Linked DNA regions of Homo sapiens: region 1 is linked to region 2. Evidence: chromatin loops called from intact Hi-C (ENCODE). Cell type or tissue: dorsolateral prefrontal cortex. All regions are shown on one strand. Links, peaks and the distances in the headings refer to the core of each region. The heading gives the core; the rest is flanking DNA.

Evidence for each region. Peaks named below come from ENCODE experiments on the same cell type or tissue, not always from the same donor. Only the 100,000 strongest peaks of a DNase experiment are listed, where the experiment ranks them.
Region 1: it touches region 2 in a loop (3-fold over the local background); 4 of 110 quality-filtered maps call a loop at or near these places.

The regions. Positions count from the first base shown.
Region 1 is chr20:48,108,904-48,121,628 of GRCh38, reverse strand. It overlaps LOC105372640 (a long non-coding RNA gene), which reads right to left and starts at 1,353. Exons shown (of 2, transcript XR_936803.2): 1 at 1,207-1,353; 2 at 1-760. In dorsolateral prefrontal cortex, for the core only: no CTCF peak of the experiment used is centred there; no DNase peak of the experiment used is centred there.
Region 2 is chr20:48,173,435-48,186,159 of GRCh38, reverse strand. No RefSeq gene overlaps it. Among named protein-coding and RNA genes, the nearest start is that of LINC00494, 180 kb to the left of the region's middle. RefSeq lists enhancers at 10,124-10,624, 10,625-11,125. In dorsolateral prefrontal cortex, for the core only: no CTCF peak of the experiment used is centred there; a DNase peak (open chromatin) is centred at 5,309.

The DNA of each region.
Region 1 (12,725 bases), core at 1,972-9,971, 64 kb after region 2:
GTGTTTGAAGGCTGTGGAGCTGGAGATCCCAGGAAGAGCCGGTGCTGCCGTTTATATCTGTGGGTCTTGGAGCTGGAGCCCTAGCGGGGAACCCGGTCCTGCCATTCATGTCTTAGGGTCGTGGAGCTGGAAACCTAGGGAGGTGGTGGTGCTGCTGTTCTAGTTTAAGGATCATGAAGCTGGAGACCTGGACAGGAGCTGGTGCTACCGCTGTTCAAATCTGAGGGTCATGGAGCTGGAGCCTTGGGGAGGTGCCGGTGCTGCCTCTCAAGTCTGAGGGTTGTTGAGCTGGAGATTCAGGGAGGAGCCGGTGTTGCTGTTGTTGTTGGAGGATTGTGGAGCTGGAGGCCGAAGAGGAGCTGGTGTTGCAGTTCAAGTTTGACGGTCGTGTAGCTGGAGACCTAGGGAGGAGCTGGTGCTACCACCGTGTAAGTTGAGGGTTGTGGAGCTGGTGGCGCTGGGGAACAGCCAGTGCTATAGTTGAATTTTGAGGGAGCTGGAGACCCAGGGAGTAGCTGGTGCTGCTGTTCTAGTTTGAAGGTTGTGGAGCTGGAGGCTTGGTGGGAGCTGGAGCTGCCTCCCAAGTCTGAGAGTCATTGAGCTGGAGATCCCCAGGGGAGCTGGTGCTGCTGTTGTAGTTTGAGGATTGTGGAGCTGGAGACCTGGGGCAGAGCTGGTGTTGGAGTTGGAGTTTGAGGGTCAGGGAGCTGGAGATCTGGGGAGGAGCCAGTGCTGCTGTTTAAGTCTGAGGGTCGTGGAGCTAAACATGGAGCCAAAGTTGGGGAAGTAGAGAGAGAGAGTTACAGGATGACCCTGGAAATGGTAGACGTAGCTGTACCCCAAGCAAGCTAAGCTTGGGAACTTCTCAATGCTAGTGATCAGTGCATTCTTTTTCCTCTTACACAGTTTGGATTTGTTTTCCATCTCACGAGACAGAAAGATCCTGATTAATACCCTTAGGAATTGAAAAGCTAAAAAAACTAAAGGATGTTGGTAATAATAATAATAGGAATTAAAACATGATTATCCTGGCTGACAGAGACAAAATCACACACACAAAATATATATCTTTAAATCAGTTAGTAAAATAAAAAATAAATGGAAAAATAGACCCAACCAAAGCTATAAAAAGTTGTTTCATGGAGAAGCGATGGAGGACAGAGATTAATCTGAGAGTTGCTATTAATGAAAAAACTTTAAACTTACCATTTTTCCCGTGAGGTTTGGTGTAGAATGATATTGTGTGAGTTCTGGCAGCTGAGTCACTTCACACAGCCCGGTGATGCAATAGTTGTCACAGAAGGACCCTCTCCCAGTTGGTCCTGCCTCTCTGCTACAATGAGTGTCGCCTCTGATCCCCAACAGCTGACTGTGTCTTGAGACCACGCCCATGAGCACAAGAGTTTCCACGGTGAAGGTTCCTGGATGGAACGCCGTGGATGTTCCTAATGTTCCTTCCTGATGTTCACCTGCCATCTTGCTATTTAATGCAATGTCTTCTAAATATTGAATAGAAAAAAGTATTTGTCCAATATGGGCAAGGTATGAAGAATATGAATACACTGGACACACAGACAGGGAGGGGCACCCACAGCAAACTCCCTTCGCCTGGGAGCAGGTGGGGTCCTTGAGTCCTATGTCACCTGTTTCTTCCTCCGCCTTGGCCTACAGGCCCCATGTGATCTGACCTCTGCCTGCCTCTCCGACTCCATCTCCCCTCCCGCTCCTGTTCTTTCAACAATTATGTTACAGCCTCAGTGAATATCACAAGGACCCTGAATCACGGTGGCTTTACTAAGACAGAGGTTCATTCCTTTCACATGAAAGTTCAAGCCAGTCGGGTGATTCTTCTCTGTGCATTTTTCAGGGTCTTAGGGTACTTCCATCTTGCTGCTTTGACTTCTTTAGGGTGTAGCTTCCCCCACAGTGTCCATCCTATCTACTACCAGCCAGCAGGGAGGGGAGAAGAGAACAAGAGGACACAAATCTTCCTTCCTCTAATGGCAGTTGCTGTGCACTGGCCTCATGTGCATTGGCCACTGCCTGGTCACGTGGCCACTGCTGGGGTGCTGGGAAGTTTTCATCCTGGATGCCAGTGCCCACCTGGGTGACTCCTGAGATCGAGGGCAGAGAGGACATGAAAGAGAGTCACTGGCTCTTCCCACCATCATGCACGTTGCTCCAGTCTAGGGCGACCCACTGCCTCAGCTTGCTTAGGACTGAGGCGGATGATGGGGCACAGACCTCTCAGTTTTATAATAGGGGAAGTTCTAGGCAAATCATCCCAGCTTGGCTGAGACTCAGAAGTTTCCTGGGACATGGGATTTCTAGTGTTAAAACCAGGAAAGTTCTGGGCAAACCGGGACAAGTTGGTCCCCTTTACTCCAGACCCACTGGCTTCCGTTCTGCTCCTCCAGCAGGCCAGGCCAGGGCCTGCCGTGGGGTCTTTGTATCTGCTGTTACCCCATCTGGGATTCCCTTTCTGCAGCTCTGTGCGGTGCTCACTCCTCTTGTGTTGAGGAAAGGCTGCTCTCTGGGTGTCCCCGGGTGCCTGGTGTGCTGTACTCAGCACTACATGCTCTGTGAAAATCCCTGCATGCTCTTCATAGAATGAGATCGGTTCTTTCCACCCTTCCCTGCCCACTTCAGTTTGAAAGTCTCTGAGGATTATTAATTTTTATTCTCTTCAGCGCTGAAAGATACATCTTTTTCCCTGAATCTGTGGCTGTGTTCATGCATAGTCAGATAAATCTGATATTGATAATAACCTGAATGAAAAACATGTATTAAATCCCAAGATTATAATGTAGGAAGCAGGGATTCTGAAGAGATGTGTAAGCCTAATAAAGACCAAAGGGTGTGGATTAAAAGGAAATATGGGGTGGAGAAACATTTCATGAAATAGAACCCCACCTCTTGTGTGAGTTAATTAGTACAAGCTTTCTAGAGGGCAATTGGCAATTGGCCAATGAAAGTGCATAACTTTTGGTCCCAAATTCATTTATAGGCATTTATCCCTAGGAAATAGTCAGAAAAATACACAAAGATGAATCTCTAAGGATTTTTATAAGACGAAGTAGGAAGTATGAATGCCCACTGGTGTTCCTGCACCCTGGCACCAGTGCTCCCCTCTCCTAGTGAGTGGGCACAGGCTACATTTTCCCAGGCTTCCTTGCCATGAGTTGTGGCCATGTGACCAGGTTCTGGCCAATGGGAGGTAATAAAAGTATTGGGTGGCATTTTTGGAAACCCCTTTCTGTAACTTCTGTCTTGATATGGTTTGGATGTTGGTCCCCTCCAAATCTCATGTTGAAATGTGATCCCTGATGCTGGAGGTGGGGCCTGGTGGGAGGTGTTTTGGTGATGTGGGCAGATCCCTCTCACAATGGGTTGGTGCTGTCCCAGTGGCAATGACAGAGTTCTTGCTCTGAGTTTATGGGAGATCTGGTTGTTTAAAGGGCCTGGCATGTCCTCCTCCCTCTCTTGCTCTTTCTCTCGCCATGTGATGTACCTGCTTCCTTTCACCTTCTGCCATGATTGGAAGCTTCCCGAGGCCTCCTCAGGAGTTGATGGTGGTGTCATGCTTGTACAGCCTGCAGAACTGTGAGCCAATTAAACCTCTCTTCTATAAATTACTCAGCCTCAGTTATTCCTTTAGGCAATGCAGATGGGCTGACATATATCTTTAGTGTCATTTCTTAGTTGTTCATCCTTTGACCTGCTTCCTGGAATAAGCATATGATGGTTGGAGCTATTCTTGTCACCTTGAACCTTGAGGATTAGGCTTCTACCCTGCGGATAGCAGAATGTCCTCTGGAAGGAAATGAAAGTCCCTAACGCCACCCTAGACTGACAACTTCCAGTTTTGTTTTTACTTTTTTGTTTTTTGAGACAGAGTCTTGCTCTGTTGCCCAGGGTGGAGTGCAATGGCGTGATCTCAGCTCATTGCAACCTCCGCCTCCCAGGTTCAAGTGATTCTCATGCCTCAGCCTCCCGAATAGCTGGGATTACAAGTGTGTGCCACCATGTTCAGCTAATTTTTTTTATTTTTAGTAGAGACGGGGTTTCACCATGTTGACCAGGCCAGTTTCGAAATCATGACCTCAAGTGATCCACTCGCTTCAGCCTCCCAAAGTGCTGGGATTACAGGTGTGAGCCATTGCACCCATCCCAGTCTTGCTTTTTGTGAGATAAATTTCTATCTTGGCTGAAGTTACATCACTGATAGGGGATATAACCATAACTGGATAAAAGGTAGGAAATTGATTTAATACTTATATCTACACATGCCCATACCAAAAATGATAGTGATTTGTTGTTATCTATGTGTAGATATGGACACAAAATATTATTTAGAGTAAGTAAAGCTCTTTTTTTTTTTTTTGAGACAGAGTCTCACTCTGTTGCCCAGGCTGGAGTACGGTGGTGCAATCTTGGCTCACTGCAACCTCCGCCTCCCAGGTTCAAGCGACTCTCATGCCTCAGCCTCCTGAGTAGCTGGGACTACAGGCGCACACCACCACGCCCAGCTATTTTTTTTTTTTTGTATTTTTAGTAGAGACAGGGTTTCACCATGTTGGTCAGGCTGGTCTCTAACTCCTGACCTCAGATGATCCGCCCTCCTTGGCCTCCCAAAGTGCTGGGATTACAGGCGTGAGCCACCTCGCCCAGCCAGCATTGGTATTTTCTGACTGCTGATGGTAGGAGGTGCTGTTCCCAGTTGCCCAAAACATCCTAATCAACCCCCAGGGAGCCACAGATGACAGGAATGTCTTTGAACCTGGACAACTCACAGGATAGTGGGGTCTGCATGGAAATAGGAAAGTCTGGGGAGACGCTGTATCGGGGATGGGAAAGAAAAGGTAATTTTGTTTGAATCTTCCAGGTTTAAATGGACAGCAAATAAAGTCTGGGGCTTGAGAGAGAGGCTAGAACTTAAGTAGATAGCAGGTGGGAGGGATCCAGAGGTAATGGTTTGGAGATCTGCCTCAGATCTGTTTTGGAGAATCCTGAGTAAATGTAGACTTTAATCCTTTTCCACATAGTCAGATATTACTTTTAGGATGTTGTGAACTCATTGCCTGGCTTGGTTTTTGCACTTGCATAGCCTGGTTAGAAAATAAATTCATGGCCGGGTGCGATGGCTCACGCCTGTAATCCCAGCACTTTGGGAGGCTGAGGCAGGCAGATCATGAGGTCAGGAGATCGAGACCATCCTGGCTGACACGGTGAAACCCCATCTCTACTAAAAATACGAAAAATTAGCTGGGTGTGGTGGCAGGCGCCTGTGGTCCCAGATACTCAGGAGGCTGAAGCAGGAGAATGGCGTGAACCTGGGAGGTGGAGGTTGCAGTGAGCTGAGATCATGCCACTGTACTCCAGCCTGGGTGACAGAGCGAGACTCCGTCTCGAAAAAAATAAAAATAAATAAATAAATAAATAAATAAATAAATTCACAGGCCAGGCGCACTGGCTCACGCCTATAATCCCAGCACTTTGGGAGGCTGAGGCTGGCAGATCACGAGGTCAGGAGATTGAGACCACCCTGGCTAACACGGTGAAACCCTGTCTCTACTAAAAATATTTAAAAATTAGCTGATTAGTCGGGCGTGGTGGCGGGCACCTGTAGTCTCAGCTACTCAGGATGCTGAGGCAGGCGAATGGCGTGAACCCAGGAGGTGGAGGTTGCAGTGAGCCGAGATGGCACCACTGCACTCCAGCCTGGGTGACAGACCGAGACTCCGTCTCAAAAAAAATAGAAAAAAGAAAATAAATTCACCTCCCTTGTATCAATATAGTCACCAACCACTTCCCGCTGGAGAACTCCTTCCCACTCTCCTGTGCATTTGTTTACTTTTTGAAAAGCTTTTTTTTTTTTTTTCATTTTCAATATTTCAAAGGCAGCTGTTGCCACAGTCTCTGGGAGCTTGTGAATCAGCAGAGGCCTGCAAGGAATGATGGATCTTTGTGAAGCCGGAGGAGGAGGGGATGAGGGCAAAGGGGCCAGGAGCCCTGGAGAGTGGATCAGGAAGGACAGGTCCAAGCAGAGTCAGAGAGGGGTGCAGGAGAGTTTTGGGGATACACAGACTGCTGACTCCTCCACCTCTTAAAATATACACATCTAACAACTTAAAACAAGAGGGGATCTTAGATGAGAGGTGTGTTACTCTGTTTTCACACTGCTGTAAAGATACTACCTGAGACTGGGTAATTTATAAACAAAAGAGGTTTAATTGACTCACAATTCCACATGGCTTGAGAGGCCTCAGGAAACTTACAATCATGGCAGAAGGCCATGGCACACTCTACATGGCCACAGGAGAGACAGAGCAAGAGGGGAGGTGCCACACTTTTAAACCATCAGATCTCGTAAGCACTCACTCACTATCACGAAAACAGCATGGGGAAATGGCCCCCATGATCCAATCACCTCCCACCAGGGCCCTCCCTTGACATGTGGTGATTACAACGCAAGATAAGATTTGGATGGGGACACAGAGTCAAACCATATGAAGAGGAAACTGGGTCATGGAGATAGATGCCCACTTTTCCAGAGTCAGGGATGAGGGTGGCATGGGAGCCAGTTCTCTGAACTCTTGCCCATTGCTCTCTTCCTCTCCCCCATCACCTTTCCTTCAGAATGAGATGTGAAATCAGCGGAACATTATAAGCAGATGAATCATGAGTCTGCTCTGTGTATCAATGTATCACACAGAATGTTCTGACAAGGCGAAGAGGTCAGGATGGGGGTGGCAGGTGGAGGACAGGAGGTGAGAGACCAGTGAGGGGGTTGTTGCAAAAACTGGATGAGAGCTAATAGTAGCTTGGACCAAAGTGGGAGCAGTGGAGGTGGTGAGAAGTGACTGGACTCAGGATATATTCTGAAGATAAAGCCTACACAATTTCCAGGTGGACTGGATGTGGCATATAAGAGAAAGGAAGAAGAGAAAGATGGTGCCCAGGGTTTGGTCCTGAGCACCTGGAAGAATGGACTTGCTTGGGCCGAGATGGGAAAGGCTGCAGAAGAAGTAGGTTTAGACAGAGGATGTCTCAGTCTGATCAGGCTTCTATAACAAAATTCCATAGGCTGGGAAGCTTGTCAACAACAGAAATTTCTTCCTCACAATCCTGGAGGCTGGGAAGTCCAAGATCAAAGTGTCATCAGATTCAGTGGATGACGGGGGCCTGCTTCCTGGTTCAGTTAGCACCTTATCCCTGTATCCTCGCCTGGTAGAAGGGGGTGAATGAACTCCCTTGAGGTTTCTTTTATAAGGGCATTAGTCCTATTCACGAGGCTCTACCCCTAAGTCCTATTCACCTCCCAAAGGCCCACCTTCTATACCGTCACCTTGGGAGTTCAAATTGCAACATATAAATTTGGGGGAGGGGAGTGCATAATCATTCAGATTGTAGCACAGGAATAAAGAGTTTCATTTTGAACAGATTAAGTCTTGATATGTCTGGACAGCTGAGTGCATGAGTTCTGAATCCAGGGGAATTTCAGGCCAGAGATACAAATGTGGGAGCTGTGCGCATAGAGATGTTTAAAGCCTTTATCTTGGAGAAGATCCCCCAGGAAGAGAGGATCAGATCTTCTCAGATGGGCTTCCTGTGTGGTCTTGGGACTAGCCCTCCACCTCTTGAACCTTTTGTTGAAGCAGCCTGGGCAACAAGAGCGAAACGCCATCTCAGGAAAAAAAAAAAAAAAAAGGAAAATACCAATGTTTTTAGGAAAAGACTGGGGAGGGCAGCTCTGGGCATTACATATTCCAATTTCCTATTGCAGAAAGCCAGTTTGGCTCTATACCCCTCCATCTACCTTCATCCCTGCCTATTTGGTCCAACCTTTTGCTTGTCAGTAAAAATATGGATTAAAGAACTTGATCTCCAATATCCTGTCCTGCTCCATTGTTCTAGAATAGAAGAGGGTCTTCAGGATTGACTGAGCCAGGTTGATAAAGTGGATGCTGCCCACAGATCAGTGTTTATCTGCATTAGGGTGAAGACCTGGATATACATGGATTATCACCAGGTTGACAGACCCTGATGCAGGTGGAGTGAGACATGGGATGCTCCCCGGTGCTTCAAGCTGCTTAACTGGAAGCATCAACAGCCAAGCCTTTGATTAGCTCCTGTTTTCTACAACAGGAAATCAGAACCATTAGACAAACCAGTCCAGCTGGGAATCTCAGCTGGCATTCCCCACAAGACCCACCACCTCTGTGATCAATCACATCACCAGGAAGGTCACTGGCAACCTGTTGATCAGCTGGTGGTGAAACCAAGTGCTGCACATGCAGCCAGGCCATGCTGCTTGGCATCCCGTTCCCTATTATCAAGAGCCCTGTAATTCTTACTTCTGCCCAGGGCCCTATAAAGGCAGTCATTTAATAATGATTTTACAGAACGACCCAAGCTCTGTGGGGGTAGGGTAAACTTCTGCTCTAATTACACAATAGCTCCAGCTGGTGCCTTAGAAATGGGGCCCTGAAAAATAGGAGAAAGTCTTTGTTTCCAGGTCAGGCAGGCTAGGCTGTTTGTGGAGAGAGAGAATAAAACGGGGACTAGAATAGACTGAAGAGGTATGTTGGGTTGGACTGAAAACTGCCTGGCACCCAAAAGGTCAAAGTCAGGAGGTTGCCTAACAGGTTGTACTGATGAGACCAACATGAAAACCTGTACATGTATCCCTCCAAGAGACAGTAGGTGTGATGGTTAGGAACACGAATTCTGGAGACACACTGCCTCGGTTGGAATCCTGGCTGTCTTTTTGTACCTGTGTCACCTAGGACAAGTGATTTAACTTCTCTGTGTTTAAAAGCTTCACATGAAAAACGGGTACAATAATGGCACCGATTCCATCAGATTGCTCTGAGGATTAAATGAGTTAATATACATAAAGTCCATAGACCAATACCTGGAGCACCATGAGTATTACACAAGGCTTGCTGTTCCTAAGGACTGAACCCTTAGCCAGATTCCAAATTTTGCCTACTATTTGAAAAATCGCCTGTGACACATCCGGACTCAGAACGCTCTCAGTACATGAGAGGAAGAACTCAGCTCATGGATTTCTTACCTCTAGTCTTGCTCTTTAATCAGATAAATCAACACTTATTGATTAGGTGGCTGCAGTGTGGGCAGCTCTGGGCCGGATGTACAGAACCTTAAAATCAAGATGTAGATCCAAGACACAAACATGTAACTTGCTGAACAGAAAGAGTGGCACCAAGTGACATTCAGGATAGTGATGGGAAAAGTGTCACAGGGCAGCACATGGTCAGTACCCAGATGCTCAGGCAGAGAGTGAGAGGTGCAGGAATTTGAACAGAGTATTAGCAGATGACCTACTAGGAAAACCCAAGAGAATCTACAAGAAGTTTTGGAGCTTGTAATTGTGGCCAGAATTCCAATGGGCTACACAATTAGCATGTGGCCGGGCGCCATGGCTCATGCCTGTAATCCCAGCAATTTAGGAGTCAGAGGCAGGCAGATCGCTTGAGTCCTGGAGTTCAAGACCAGCCTGGGCTATATGGTGAAACCCCATCTCTACAAAAAACACAAAAATTATCCGGACATGGTGGCACGTGCCTGTAGTCCCAGATACTCGGGAAGCTGAGACAGAAAGCCTGCCTGAACACAGGAAGCAGAGGTTGCAGTGAACAGAGATTGTGCCACTGCGCTCCAGCCTGGGCAACAGAGCCAGAACCTGTCTCAAAAAAAACAAAAGCAAAAAGAATGGTAGTTAAACCACAAACAGAAACAAATCCAATTTTAAACTGCAACATACAACATTTTGATATTATTATAGCAAGTCTTTGGGATCCATATGAATAAAACCATAAAAACAAAAAATCAAATAATAACATGCATAGCATGGGAGTTAATATTGACTTGATACCTATTTCCTTCCTCTCAATCTATAAAATGTGAAATTCCAGTAAATTATCATGAGGGAAATGGTCTATAGTGAATTTGAAAACTTAAGTCATAAAAAAATCCTTTTTAGAAAAGAAAAGAAATTATGGATTTAGCTATACCAGGTATTCTCACACACGGAATTGTAATAACTGAAGTGTCAGGCTGATTGGAAACAAAGCAAGAAAACTCAATAGAAAATTCAGAAAAAGACCTGCAGATATAAAACTTTGCAATGTGATAAAGGTTGCATTTCCATTATTTGGAGGAAGATGGATTATTCAATAAATGGTATTCAGATCATTTTGAAGGTGCTTAATGATCTAGATAAAAATATTAAATCTGATCCGTATCTCATTTGTACATCAAAATACACTCCGGATATGTTGGTAAATTAAGTGTAGAAAACATGTAAGTCCTGGAAGGAAATAAATGAATTTTACATAATATTGGGGGATTTGTAAACATAAATATGGAAGGCACAAAGAAAAAGTTTATTGGATATAAGAAACAATAATGGGAAACTTTTCTTTCGATATCTCTGAAATTTATTCATTTTTCAATTTCATAAACTTACTCTAAGGTACCATTTCTTGCCTGAATTCATTCATTCTTTCTTTCATTGAGTGGCTACTATATGACAGATATTGTTCCCGGTGCCAGAAATACAGTAGTTTTTAAAAAGAGCAAAACTCCTGGCCCTTATGAGGCTTGCCTTCTAGCAGGGCAGACAGAGTAGGAACAGGATAGATAAGTAACATACACAACATGTCAGATTGTGTTTGGGTTTATGAAGAACAATAAGGGAAGAGATGGAGATATAGTTTGCGGGGAGTACTTTGCAATTTTAAAAAGAGAGGTCAGGCTGGGCATGGTGGCTCAAACCTGTACTCCTGGCATTTTGGGAGGCAAAGGAAGGAGGATTTTTTGAGCCAAGGAGATTGAGATCAGCCTGGGCAACATAGTAAGACCCCATCTCTACAAATATTTTTGTAAAATTAGCCAGACATGGTAGCACACCTCTAGTACCGGCTAATCAGGTGGCCAAAGAGGGATGATTGCTTGAGGCCAGGAGTTCAACACCACCCTGGGCAATATAATGAGACCTCATCTCCACAAAACATAGGAACATTAGCTGGGCATGATGGTGCACACCTCTACTCTGGAGGCTGAGGTGGGAGGATCTCCTGAGCCCAGGAGGTCAAGGCTGCAGTGAGCTGTGATGATGCCACTGCATTGCAGCCTAGACAACAGAGACAGACCCTGCTTCTAAAAAAGTGGGGAAGGGTGTCAGGAAAGCTTCTATGAGAACTTGACATTTGAGCAAAGCATTATAGGAAGAGAGCAGGTGATTATGTGGATAATTTAGGCAAAATATTCCAGGCAAGGAAACAAGGAAAAGGCAAGAACAAAGCCCCTGTGGCAGTTGTGTGCCTGACAGTGGTTGAGGATCCTCAAGGAAGCTGGTGTGGCTGAAACTAAGCAAGTGAGGGAGAAGAGTAGCAAGAGATGAAGTCAGGAAGTATTGGGAGCTGATCATTTGGGCTCTTGTAATCTATTCAAGGAATGTTGGCGTACAACTTCTTCCAATGAGAGGCTGTAGAGCATGGTGGTAATCTGGTGAATGGATGAATGGGCAGATGGACGGGCAGATGGGGCGATAGGCAGGTGCATGAATGAGTGGATGGGTGGGTGAGTGAGTAGAAGGGTGAAGGGGTGGGTGGATGGTGGGTGGTGGATGGGTGGGTGGATGGGTAGATGGGTGAAAGGAAGAGTTAATAAAGTAGAGGCAACCAGAGGGAAAAACAAAATATGCAGTTGAATACATGGATCTGAAACTCAGATAAGGGAGAACAACTGGAAGTGACTTTTTGGGAGTCAGAGAGGCAGCAGTGGTCACTGGGGTCTCAGGCATAGACCAGCACCTACAGAAGGAAGACAGAGAGGGAAGAAAGGAGCATCTGGGGCCAGAGCTTAGGGGATCATGAGCCGGCCCTTTTCTAAACTCTTTGCATATTTTAAGTCTTCCCATTCTCAAAAAAAAAAAAAAAAAAAACCCTGAGGTAGATACTATTGCTATCACGTTTTTAGAGGTGGTATAACTGTGACACAAAGAAATTAAATGACTTGCTCAAGGTTCCACAGTGAGTAAGCGGAAGGGCCAGGGCTTGAACTCAGGCATTTATGATCTTCTCTTAATCACCATGATGAAATGATGGGACCAGTGAAAAAATACGACACAACCACACAATGGAGGGGCTGTGCAGCCCGTAAACATGATGCTGCAGAAATGTGTGCATTGATGTGAAAATTTTAAAACTGCACTGTGATTCAGTGATAAAAACCTGTGGATAGGTAGATTTATCTAATGCATGCATAGAGAAAGGACAGAAAACTACACCTGAATTTCCTAGAATAAATACACTACTTTAAAAAAATTTTAATAGAAAAAAATGCCCAGATAAAGATACCGATCACAGTATCCACATCTATACAATGATTGATCCAGCTGTGGCCCTCCCCTCTTACCCAGCCCCATGTGGCTTCCTTTGAAACTGCAGACTGGAGATGACAGTGGTGAATTCTAGTCCTACTCACTGGATATCAGCATTTCTGAAGAAAGTCGCCATATCAGAGTGCCTCCCTTCCTCCCTCCCTCCCTCCTTCTCTTCCTCCCTTCTTCTCTCCCTCCCTGTCTTCCTTCTTTCCTTCCAACTGACATTTATTGAACACATGCCGTATGCCAGGTACAGTGCTAGGCACCCAACAAATAAGGTCAAGAGGGTCCCTCCCTCACAGAGCAGATG
Region 2 (12,725 bases), core at 2,046-10,045:
CAGTTCTGCAAATACGTGGAGGAAACTTCCCCAACCAAGGCCTGTGCTGCAAAGAGAGAAGTAAAGTGGGCCAGCCCTTCCCTGAAAGATCCCACAGTCCTGGGGTAAGAAACCCTTGCCCGTGTGGAACAAGAAAAGAAAGACAGGTTTCAATGCTCATAGGTCAATCCAGCAAGGCATCTTCCAGAATATCTGGGAAAGACTACAGAGGTAAAAGTCAAAAGTTGAACCATGAGGCATGGTGAGATTTGTGGAGAGAAGGTAGTGAGGTTGGCCCCAGCAAGACTTTCTGCAAAGGCAAAGGTCAGAAAGTGGGGAAAGCATGACAAGCACAGGAAGGGTGCAAAGGAAGAGGCTGGGTGGAGAGCCTGGTAGGTCCTGGGGCAGGAGGGCATGGCGTTCAGTGGAAGTGTTGGTCCCTGACCACGAGAGACCTGAAGTGCAAGCTGTGGAGTGTTGGCTTGATCCTCAGAGCTCTGCCCCTCCCTGAGAAGCCTCATGAGTCCCCTATATCAGTAAGGGTAGATCCAATCTCATAGAACAGAAAGTTCAATACAAGAGAGCCTTCGACACAGGGATGCACTCCTATACTCTACTTAAAGGAAGTTTGAGAGATAAACAGTCCATGACTGATACGGAAGTTCCATGAAGTCAATAGGGTCCACAGAACTTTCCTATTTCTGCTACTCTATGGATATTCATAGCTTATATGCAAATACTACTTCATTTTGTATAAGGGACTTGAGCGTTTGTGGATTTCGGTATCCATGCGGGTTCACTTCCTAGTCCTCATGGCCACTTCATAATCCAGGATGGCTGCGAGCACCACTATAACATCCACATTCCAGGTAGCTAGAATGAGGAATGGAATCAGAGCACAAAAGGTGTATATTCCTCCTGAACCTGTTCTCTACCCTGAAGCCTCACCAGAGACTTCTTATGATATGACATTGATCTTTACTTTATCACATGACCTCACCTAGTAAAGGGAGGGTGGGCAAAGTCATCTTCCTTCTAGGGAGCCCTGTATCCAGTTAAACTGGGGGTTCTGTTTCCAAAGAAGAAGAGAAGACTAGATAGGGGGTGGGCAGCAAGCAGTTTCTGCTAGACCCTGGGTTTTGTCTCTTCCAAGATCTTTAAGGAAAGGAGCACGAACGCTTATCTATTCCTCAAACAACGATGCTTTGGCCAATTCAAAGGCCTTCTATTCAGCAACTCACTGAGGTCCATTTTTGGCCCTAATAAACCATCTCACTCCTGCAACCTCCTTGAGGAGAGTGGGCCCAATGAATGTAGTCTCCTCTTTAGGAAGAGACAGGACTTTCTGGCTGTCCTCAAACTCTCCTGCATGATGGCACCTTGGTGTGGAATGTCCTCTGACCAACCATGGCCCCTACTAATGCTCACTGCTAAACCCAGCTTCTCTCTCCCCTTTCCACAATGCCCATGCTTTTTGAGAAATGTTTTGAAGGCCTCTTTCATTAGCTAACTCTGATGCTGGGGAAACCAGGAGAGTACCTGGGGGCAGGAGGGTGAGGAGGCAGCTGTGTGGTTGACAGACATTTTCTCCCAGGATCCCAGATGTTGGAGAGGAAGATGACAGGTGGGATAGAAGCACATGAACCCTTCACACACCAGGTTCATGCCTCAAACAGTAGCATGGTTTTGGCAAATTACTCATTAAGTAAAGTAAAGCCCCAGGTTAAGGGGTATAATTACAGCCTCTGCATGTGTGGGCAGAAGGGTGATGTTATCTCGGAGCAGGACTCTGCTGTCTCCTGGGAACTGGGCCTTCCCAGTCTGGGGCCTCATGGGCCCCTTGGCTGGAATTTTCAGTTTCACAGGCTGAGATTTTTAATGTATTTTCTATTTTCCAGAGAGGGAGGACAGAATTTATCTTGAGTGTTTGTTACCAGCCTTGTGGACCAGATAATGAAATATGAGAGCAGACAGCTGAGATGCTAGAAAGATGGTCATCTGCAGTGGCCCCTAGACTAGTGAAGCCCTTCAGAGGCTTCCAAGAAAAGGTTCAGGATCAAAGGCACTCTATTTGAGAGACCTTGCAGAGCAACCAGTACTGGCATGGAGTCAACTTTGAAAGAGAGAAAATCCTGTACAGTAAAAGCCACAGTGGCACTTCGTGACATCGCTCTGCTAGTGGCATTGAGAGCAGCTCTCAGGGCCGCATCATGGGTGGTGTGAGGACTGATTCAGGGCTGGGCTGCCCAGGTTCAAATTCCTGCCAAGGTGGAACCCTCAGCGGGTTATTACAGCCCTTTGTGACTCAGTTTCCTCACCTGAAAATAAAAATAGTCCTAGGAGGTACCTCACAGGGTTCTGAAGATTAAATGAGCTAACATTTGTCATCTTCCTTCTAAGGTGACAAGTATTGGCTCATTAGAATGGGTTAACTCGTTTAGAATGGGGCTCAGGCTTGGTGGCAGGGGCTGTTAGAAATCATGACTAAAGAAATTATGGGTAAAAACCATGTGTCCCTTATCTTTGGACACAGCCATGTTTTCAGAATTTAAAAGGCCCAAAGCCACTGATTAAAGGGAGGGTAAGGAGCCATCTATGGCAGCCCCTACGGCTAGGTGGTTGGTGAGGCTGGGGGTAGAGCACCTTCATGGATTTAATGACCATGCATGATTGCATGCTCACCTTTGAGCCAATCACTGTGGCTTGGGCAATGGACTGCTCTGATTGGTCAGCTCTGGGTCATGGGGTAGAGTCAGCCTTGCTAATCAACATGAATGACAGCAGAGTTAAGGCAGTTCCCAAGAGAAGACCAGGCAGGTGTGGCCAGAGATGGGAATGTCAGGGTTGGGCAGGCTGAAAAGGTCCCTCGATGTCACGGCACCATTGGTGTTAATCTGCAAGCAAACATGGGATACTTAGCTAAGAAGGGAGACCTTTAACACGGCCACGAAACCCGAATATCCAAGTCATTAGAGTGGGAAAGGAAAAAGATCACCACCCGTTGGTGCAGTGCCAGTCCTCAGGCCAAAGCTCGATGGAAGGAAGAACTTTCTAGAACCATGTGCAAAATGAAACAGGCCATCTTGCAAAGGAGGAAACTCTGTTATTCCCAAGGTTCGAACCATGGCTGTGAGTTTGCAGGGATACTGTAGACAGGGTTTTATCTTTAGGAGGGCTAAGCTCCTCTAGTGTTTTCCAAACATCTCTCACAATTTTATCCATTTCCCTTTGCACCATCTGTACTGTAATCTATGAAACATTTTTATTTGCCTACATCTGTGTGTTTTACTTATATACATGGATTTAAAAGAAATATATACTTTCCAGGGGCTAGGGGCAGGGAGGGAGTGAGGAGTTGCAGAGGGTATACAGTTTCCATTCAGAAGATAAACAAATTCTGGAGGTGGATGTGGTAATAGTTGCACAACAGTGTGAAAGCATCTAATGCCACTGATCTTTCCACCTAAAATAGTGAAAATGATAAATTTTGTGATACGTATATTTTGCCACAATACAAAAAAAAATTTCACTGAAAAGAAAAAATAAGAAAATACACACATGTAAATGTCATCATCATAAAATGGAAAACCAGAATCATTTCCCTAAATAGAAGGAAATAGTAAGAACAAAAGCAGTAAGAAGAAAATATTGATAGTAAATTCTAGCCGAATACCCACAGAGCACTGTGATCCTGATAACCTGACCTCTGATTTTTCAAATGAGTATTAGCAAGGGCTATGAAATTTATTAAAATGTATTAGCATTAACCTTTGACTTTCTCCTTGATGAGGTTGAAAGAGAATTGATCTGGGAAGAAGTTTTTCTTGGTATGAGTCAATGTTATTCTTGGTCAGGGTCTAACTCCCTAAAGTCATCTTTGAAGCCCCAGCAGTTTTTTTTTATTGTCTTCCCTCAATTTCCAAGGAAGAGCTGATGTTGGAAGAATTGGGAGAACTAAGAGGGTGGGACATTGGGCCTTTTTCCTCCTTTTACCCTTTTCCTCTTTTAACTAAATAGCTTAGTGTCGATCCGTTTTCATCATGGACGTTCCCACAGACTTTAGATTTTATTTGACAAAAGAGGTCTGTGGCTCTAAAAAAAAAATGTGTCTGGAAACTATTGGTCTCAATCTGGGAAGATGCTGCTAACTTTAAGATTCCAGGATTCGTCATAATCATGATTATTCTCATTCTCAAAGTAAACATACCCAATTTCCTTCTGTTTTTTTTTTCTTTTTTTTTTTTTTTTTTTTTTTTTACAATTTTAAATGTTTTTCAGACCAAATTTTCCTTGCTTCAAATACGCTTCCCTTTTTTCTTGTAATGAACCCTATTTTCCTGGGCGAGCCACCCCTCCTCCACTCCCTGTGCAGGTAGTTTTGTTGAGTCCAGGGCTATGATGTGACCTGGGTCTGACCAATCAGAAGTCTCTATCCCATGACCACAGTGATTGGTTAAGATATGCACATGTGACCCAGTTAAAGTTACTAAAGGCCAATTCTCAGGTATCGGCCTCAGTAACTGCAGGAGCAGTGCTCTCTTTCCACTGCAGTTGCTGAGAAGTTACGATGCTGAGCTGGAGCAGCCGCTGGCCACCTTCATACGAGTGAACATCTACCCTAAAATATAGCCAACTCAGGGGAATGCACAGTTTAAAAATAGAGAAAAAGAGCCACATGGTGACATCCTTTGAGTTCCTGGATCCAGCCACACCCAAAGCAAAAATCCCCATCCTGCTTCAAGTCTGTGATTCAATGAAACACTTGGTTGGATTAAACCAACTGGGGTAGGATTTTCTGTCACTTGCAACCACAGAATCCTGATGGATACAAGACACTCTTTCTCATAGAGCCTCTCTTGAAGCTGCTATTTGATTACTGCATGGTCTTCTAAATAGTAAATATAAAATATCACACTTGGAAAGAACCCAACTTTTAGGCCTTTGGTGGGTAGATTTTTTCCTGAGGATTCAAGTCAGCAGCCTAGAGACCATCGTGTGTCAAGGTCTTAACCTCAGACACTCGCTCTTCTTTGTTACTTTAAAGCTGTCTAATGTAGAAACCCCTGAGATGCTGCTCCATAGACATGAGAAGACAGAGTCCTCGGGCCCTGCGCAAGGTCTGAGGCCCATCACCAGCTCAGCTTCTGCCCTTTTGCAAAACACTGGTCTTTTTGTCTCTGATGATGTGAGTCCATTGCTCACATATCTGGCTGTTTCATCCAAAAAAAAATATTTTACTTTTGGCTTAAAAGCCCATCTCAACATAAACATCGGAGCTCCCGAATGTTGCTCTAACAGCTTGACAACTCTGTAGGTGTAGAGCTGGCTGCCCGCCAATCCAAATTTTTCTGCTTCTTTCTTTTAATATAAACAGAGCCTTTGAAGAACTGTGGATTCATTGAATGAACAAATGAACTTGTTTACATAAAACATGCAGGAGGAAATTTCCACTGTGCTTCAACATATAATTTCAGTCTGTTTTTGGATGGGCTGGTGCATTATGGAGATTGTTTTTCTAGACCAGGATGCTGTCCTCCATATGGTGGCCTCATTGTTCACTCCAGTCGGTAAGTTCAAGGTTTAGCTATGAGGGGAGAAGGGGTACAAAATTAAATTCTGCTATGTTGGTTCACAAAGAACAGACTCGAGTTTGGAAGACCCCTGACCAATTATAGGAAAGAAAGAAATGGAAATGTGTTTTTTTCTTAGTGTATGATGTTTTATAGAAACAGAAGCAAAGGTCTTCTGGCCGGCTCTTCTGACCCTCCACTCCAAATATGCACCCTGAATCTAGTGATTTACATTAATTTGTAGAAGTTAAAACAAGCGAGGAGGTCGCTCAGGATGGGTTGGGTAGGATGATTAATGATAGTTTTATGTCATTTCAAGAAAATAAACATTGCTTTTCACAGGCTTTGTGTGCAGCCCTATGAATCATCTCTTGGTTAATAAAGAGGCTCCTCCCATCACTCTATTTGCTGGTGACAAATCACTTTAGGAGGGGGTGACAGGAGTTTTCAGAAAATGCCTTGTGTGATGATGTGAAATCCAGAGATAGAATATGCCGGTGGAAAGTTCAGGGAGGATGAGAGGGTGTGTATTAGTCTGTTCTCATGCTGCTAATAAAGATACACCCAATACTGCATAATTTATAAAGGAAAGAGGTTTAATGGACCCACAGTTCCACATGGCTGGGGAGGCCTCACAATCATGCAGGAAGGCAAATGAGGAGCGAAGTCACTTCTTACATGGTGGCAGGCAAGACAGCTTGTGTAGGGGAACTCTTCTTTATAAAACCATCAAATCTCATGAGACTTATTCACTATCATGAGAACAACGCGGGAAAGACCTGCCCCATGATTTAATTATCTCCCACTGGGTCCCTCCCATGACACATGGGACTTATGGGAACTACAATTCAAGATGAGATTTGGGTGGGGAAACAGCCAAACCATATCAGATGGTGTGGGCATGAGATGCCGGTGGTGGGGGATGTGTGGTATGGGGAGGTCTTGGGAGGAGGTGGCCATGCCAACACACCCTTGGAGGATATTGGTACATCCATGGGTCTGCAAAGGTCTCACACATTGGTAATCACCAAGGTGGATGTAGGAAATGCTCCTGTTTCCTCCCCTATTGTTACCAATGAGGACTTTTTATCATGAGTTGATGGCGAGCTGGTTTGATCAGTAGTTGGAAGCGGTAAAGTCTACTTATAAAATATATAAACAAGCCCTCTTGCAAGGAGTTACATTTTATTCTTTATTTCCTGTGAATGGTTTATAAATTAATACCTCTAGGATGCTACCTTCTGGGACACCAAAATCAAATCACAGAGTTCTTTAAAAAGTCTTCACATTTCAGCTTCAGCTAAGGGCCTACTTGTGCTCCTCCAGCCAAGCCAGATAAAAATTTAAATGATGATAATAATAATAACAGACTACATTTAGTGCCACGCACTGTTCTGAGCATTTCTGCACTTTAATTCAATCATTACAACAACTATGTAAGGACCACTTAGTCCTATTTTGCCAGTGAGGAAACTGAGGCACAAGCAAATTCAGCACCTGGCCCACAGTAATGGATCTAATAAAGGATGGAGCCAGGATTGGAACCTGAGTGGATGTTAGGGCCTTAGATGAGATTGAAAAAAAAAAAAGAGTGAGCCAAGAGCTTCAGTCTTTACTGAATAAAGGGGACTGAGTGGGATGTTTCCAGATGAGGGGCGGAGAATGTTGGACGGGAGTTAAAGACACATGGCAAGAGCTTCAAGCAAGATGTGCTTTTGAAATAGGAAGAAGGAAAGTGATATATTGATTGTCATGAAAAACAGAGAGGGGGCTGACCCTGCCTCTAGACTTGGAGCGCCTGAATTGTGAGGGAAACAAAGAGAGCTTCCTTGGAGAGGGGCTGCTTGTCCTCAAAGAGAGTCAGATTACAGGCAAGGCTGGTCCGTGGAGGGACTGGGAGAGTCATCTGGAGATGTTAGGGAGAAGGGGGGATTGTTGATAAAATAATTGTCTTAAAGATTTTAGGAGGCAGAGAAGATAATAGTGGACGGAAGGGTCAGATGAAGCAAAAATTAGGAGAGAGGGTAAAAAATTGTGTTGATAGAGACAAGAACTAACTTACAGATAAAAGGAATCTCTCAAGGAAAAAAAAGACAATGCAGCAAGGGAGCAATACAAATACCGAAAATAATAATTCAAAAAAACTTCCAAAAACAAAACCTTGGAAATTATTTGTTAAAAGAGCAGGCTGCATCCTGTGAATAGTGACCCATCATGACCAACACCAAGTTCAAGTAAAATTGCTGGACTTTAAAGAAAATGAAAACAAAACAAAACAAAAAAAAACTCCCACAAATTCTTTGGATCCATGATTGAAATGTCCAGAGGGGATCTGATGGATTTCAGGCCTGGCTAGATCCAAGGGCTTAAATCTTTTCATCAGGACTCGGCCTTTCTGGCTTTTTAATCACTTATCTCTGTTTGCATTTTGTGGCTCCCTATGTAGGCAAATTATCTCTATATGGTGTCTCCAAGCATTTCTCAGCTTCTATTATCACAACATAAAATCCAGCATAAAAAGAATATCTCTCTTGTTTAACAATCTCAACATAAAATCCAGCATAAAAAGAATGTCTCTCTGTTTAACAATCTCAGTGACAATTTAAGACTTGCATTTTGATGAACCGACTGGGGTCCTAGGCAGCTGGTGAATCTGATGCTCTGATTGGCCAGGCCTGGGTCACCTACTCACACCTAGGGTCAGTCCAGGACACCCGAGTAAGGTGAGAGTGAGAGACAGGTGGTTTCCCAAGAAAAACACACATTCTGACCTCAAAGGGAGGAGAAATGGATAAAGCATAGGCAAAACAATTTCTGTCCACTCAAATTATTAACCTCGGCTTTCCTGCTGATGCATTTTGGTCTCTAACCTGGGAGGAGACCGCTGGGCGGTAGCAGAGGGGAGGATGGGTTGGTGTGTGGCTGGAATAGGATTGTGTCCAACACCCTGTTTTCCTATTAAGGAATGTGTCTGGCTTTTGTTCTGGGTTCCTAGGGGGAGCTTGCTGATTGGTGAACACGTCAATGTGTATGGAGGGGGATGAGTCCTGATTCCACGAGGCAAGAATATGGGAACTCTACGTTTGAGACCATCCCAGACCTCACCCTTTGTGCCTCTTCATTTGCCTGGTCCTGATTTGTAACCTTTATAAGATTGTAACCATCCATATAGCGCTTCCCTGAGTTCTGTGCATTGTTCTAGTAAATTATGAAACCTGAGTGGCTCGTAGGAATCCTTGATTTGTAGCCAGTTGGTCAAAAGTGTGGGTGGCCGGACTTGGAGCTGGTGTGTGAAGGGAGGGCAGTCTTGTTGGGGACCGTGTCCTGAACTTGTGGAGTCTGCACCAACCCAGGTGGCGTGCCTGGGAATGGCGTTGAAGTATTGCAGCATGCCTTCCTCACTTCTTTCTGAGGGCACTTCAAGTGAGGACTTGGAAATGAGTCCCAGTCTCAGCAGATCGCACAAGTCTGTTCTCAATCTTATTGCCACAGAAAGGAACACGCTAGCAGCAGGCACAGCCAGGACTGAGCCCAGGTCTGTCCATTCCCCTGGCAGAGCCAAACCTCAACGGCACGTGGACCATGCAAGAGCTCCCTTTGGCCATTGGCATCCGGCTGTTTCTCATCCCACTTGGCTGATGCAGGGTGAGAGGGACAAGTGGGTGCTGCACCCCTCACTTGTGGGTCCAGCCACCCACACTTTTGACCAACTGGCTACAAATAAGGGATTCCTACGAGCCACTCAGTTTTCCTAATTTACTAGAACAATGCGCAGAACTCAGGGAAGTGCTATATGGATGGTTACGATCTTATAAAGGTTACAAATCAGGACCAGGCAAATGAAGAGGCACAAAGGGTGAGGTCTGGGATGATCTCAAACGTAGAGTTCCCATATTCTTCCCTCGTGGAATCAGGATGCATCCCCCTCCATACACATCAATATGTCCACCAATCACCTTCCTCCGCTGGGGACAGAGGTAGACAGTGGCTGACAGGGAATGCGGGGAGGAAGGAGCCTACATGAGCCTCAGTCTTGCTCAGCTCCCCCAGACAGGTGAGAGACAATGACATTTCAAGTACATGGCGTGCCTGGAAATGAATGACAGATTCCTCCTGAAACCTGGAACTGCTCACAAGCTGCTCTCGTGTCTCAGGGCTTGGGCCAGGCCGACTTTGACATTTACCGCTTACCTCTTCATCCCTCCTCCCTCCTTTCTTGTTTTCTTCTTAGGCCTGTGTTCCCACACTGCAAAGAGAAGGCAGTAAATGCCCATCTAATTTATCAGGGCAGTAAAAAGTATTGGGATTCATGACCAGAGGATTGTTCCGGAACAAAAATTGTGCAGCTCACCTCACCTTTCCTTGCACTGTATCTTTTTGGAATCTAAGCACGGCGAGCAGGGCACATGAGGACACGGATTCCCTGAAAAGCCCTTGAGTAATTCTGGCTTAGGCCATTAACCTTACACAGGCATAAGAAATCAACATATTTTACACATGTTCTTGTACCCCAGCTAGTACATAGATCAATGTAACTGACCTATAACATGCATATGAACCAAAATACTAGAAATCTTGTCCTGGGCTATCTATAAGGTGCATATGAACAAAAATACTAGAAACTTTGTCCTGGGCTGATCTATTACATGCATATGAACCAAAATACTGGGAACTTTGTCCTGGTGTTGTCCTGAATAGGACTTCTTCCAGTCACCAGAATGCCAATATCATTAGCAGACACTTTCCCATTTAGCAGCGAAATGGCAGGTCTGTGGGGATGCTACTGAACCATGTTTGCTTTCATGGGGTGGAAACCTGCTTGGCTCTGTCTCTGGTAAGTTCAACCTCAAAATATTTACTCTTAAATGGGTTAACTATTTTCTCCTAACCACACTGAAGCTAGCAGCAAAGGACGAACAGGTAACTTTAACATTCATTTTCCCAGGGAAGAAAGTAATTCATCACCCCGTAGCGGCCGGCTGGCGGGCCAGGCTGAAGACTGGTGTGGAGCGAGCCAGCAAGGCTAAGGTTGGCCTAAGAGACCACAGAGGGTGCCAGAGCCACAGAAAAGGCATAGCCTTGCCCCCTGGCAGAAAAAGAGGGTGAGAAAAACCCTGGCTTCTCCCTTCTTCCATGCTCCATGGCCCCAGCAGTGGCTTGGACTGGCCAAACCTGGCCCAAAGACAAGGGAGTCTGGGGAAGCTGGGGCCGGGCTCCCTGGGACAGAGCCCAGCAGAAGGGCAGGCAGTGGGCCTGAAGACAAATGCACCATTAACCAGTGACCAGCACAGAGAGAGTTCAAGACAGTTTAAATAATGGGCCTTCCTAGAAGCTGGACTTTGACTAAGCAGGTCTCTCAGGTGCATTTCTGAATTCTGCTGTCTGATATAATTCTCCCAGTAACCCGCCTTAGAAGAGACTATTTTTTCCCCAGTTATGCTGGCTTCTTGGTAGTGTTGACTAACAGAAAAAATATACAGTCCAGTTCATTATGCGAGAAATAACAGAATTCCAACTCAAACTGACTTAAACTACAAATGGGGACTTATTGGCTCAAGTAACAAAAAAGTTCAAGAAATTCCAGCTTCAGGTATAGGTAGATCCAGGGGCTTAATGTGTTCAGGAAGCCCTCCAGCTCTTGGCTTCCCTCTATATTGGCTTCACTGTCTGGCAGGCTCTGCCTTTGTGCTGATAAAGATGTATCCAACACCTCAAGGGTGAAATCCTACCAGATCAGCATTGCCAGCAAGAATCTACAAAAGTCTCAGGATTTGCACAGATTGGATCAGCCTGGGTCCAGTGCTCACCCATGAACTAGTCAGTGGGCTGGGAGAAATGGAAGACAGGGCTAAGCCAGACCCCTATCCCATACTACAGCCTGACACATCGAATCGCATCTCCAGAAATGAAAGGGTCCTGTGTGTCTGATGATGAAGCCCGTCCCTTCTCCTCCTTGTGTCCAGTCAGCTCAGGTTTTCGGGTCTCTCCTTTTCTGGGATCCTTTCCTGGGGAAATAAAGGGACATATTCCAACCAGGAAGGTAGGGAGTTCCCGGTGATACCCAAGTTGCATGGAGAACTCCCTGGTACACCCAAGGAATCCTGCCAGGCAGTTAACAGGGGATCACAGTGACTTATCCCTTTGTTCAAAAGGAAAATCATCGGTTTGGGCTGGGCAGTGCCTCTCCCTGTGCCAAGTAATCAGATGTTTCCTGAAGAATCCAAATTAGAACGCTGAGCTCACCAGGTCTCGTTCGAGATGTCTCTCATCACTCTCCCACCAAGAACACCAGCCCTTGGCTCAGAGCTGTCTCTGACCACTGCAGACTCGACAGAGAAGAACTCGCAGGCTGGTCTGTTAGACCGCAGAGAGCCAGATCATGATCCTCACTTTATGGATAAGGACTCGGAGGGGTTGTGATGACCATGGCTCTCTGCCACGTCTGTCTCTGCCTCTCCACGCATCTCTTCTACTTTGTTCTGGTTTGTGCATCTCTCTGTTACTCTCCTTTGCACTGTCCTTCAGCTCTTGGTAAATGTTTGGGTCTCACAATAAACATTTCTTAAACATCTACTGTAGGCTGGAGGTAGTGTTGGATTCCAGGGAATATAAATCTGAAACAACAACATCTCCATCTTTGTGGAATCCACCCTCCACTGTGGAAAAATTGATTTAAGATACAGCTTGCAGATATTATAGGGAGAGGATGTTTTGAGAATTCCCCAGAGAGGGACATGCTTCTGTCTGCCTTGGATAATCAGGGAACCATGAATAGACACAGATGTGATAGGTGGATTCTGAAGTAGGAGTTTTCAGGTTGCCTTTGAGATGCATTTCCACCAGATTTTTCCTTTCTCATTTTTCACTAGGACCCCGAAAAGAAAGTGCAACCTTATGGTTTGAAGTGCAAACTCAGGGACAGACTTCCTCGTTAATTCCTGGCTCCCCTACTAGCTAAGTAGCCTTCTGGAAGATGACCTTGAGAAATAACTTCTTCCCAGCCTCAGTTTATTCATCTACACAATGAGGATAATAGTAATACCCATCTTATAAGATTGGTGTGTGATCTTATAAGTCACACACCAGTCAGGGCAGCTCAATTGCTATACCAAATGACCTCCAAATCTAGGGTGATTAGATTTAGGTTTGCCTAAGACTGAGGGGTTCCCCAGGAAG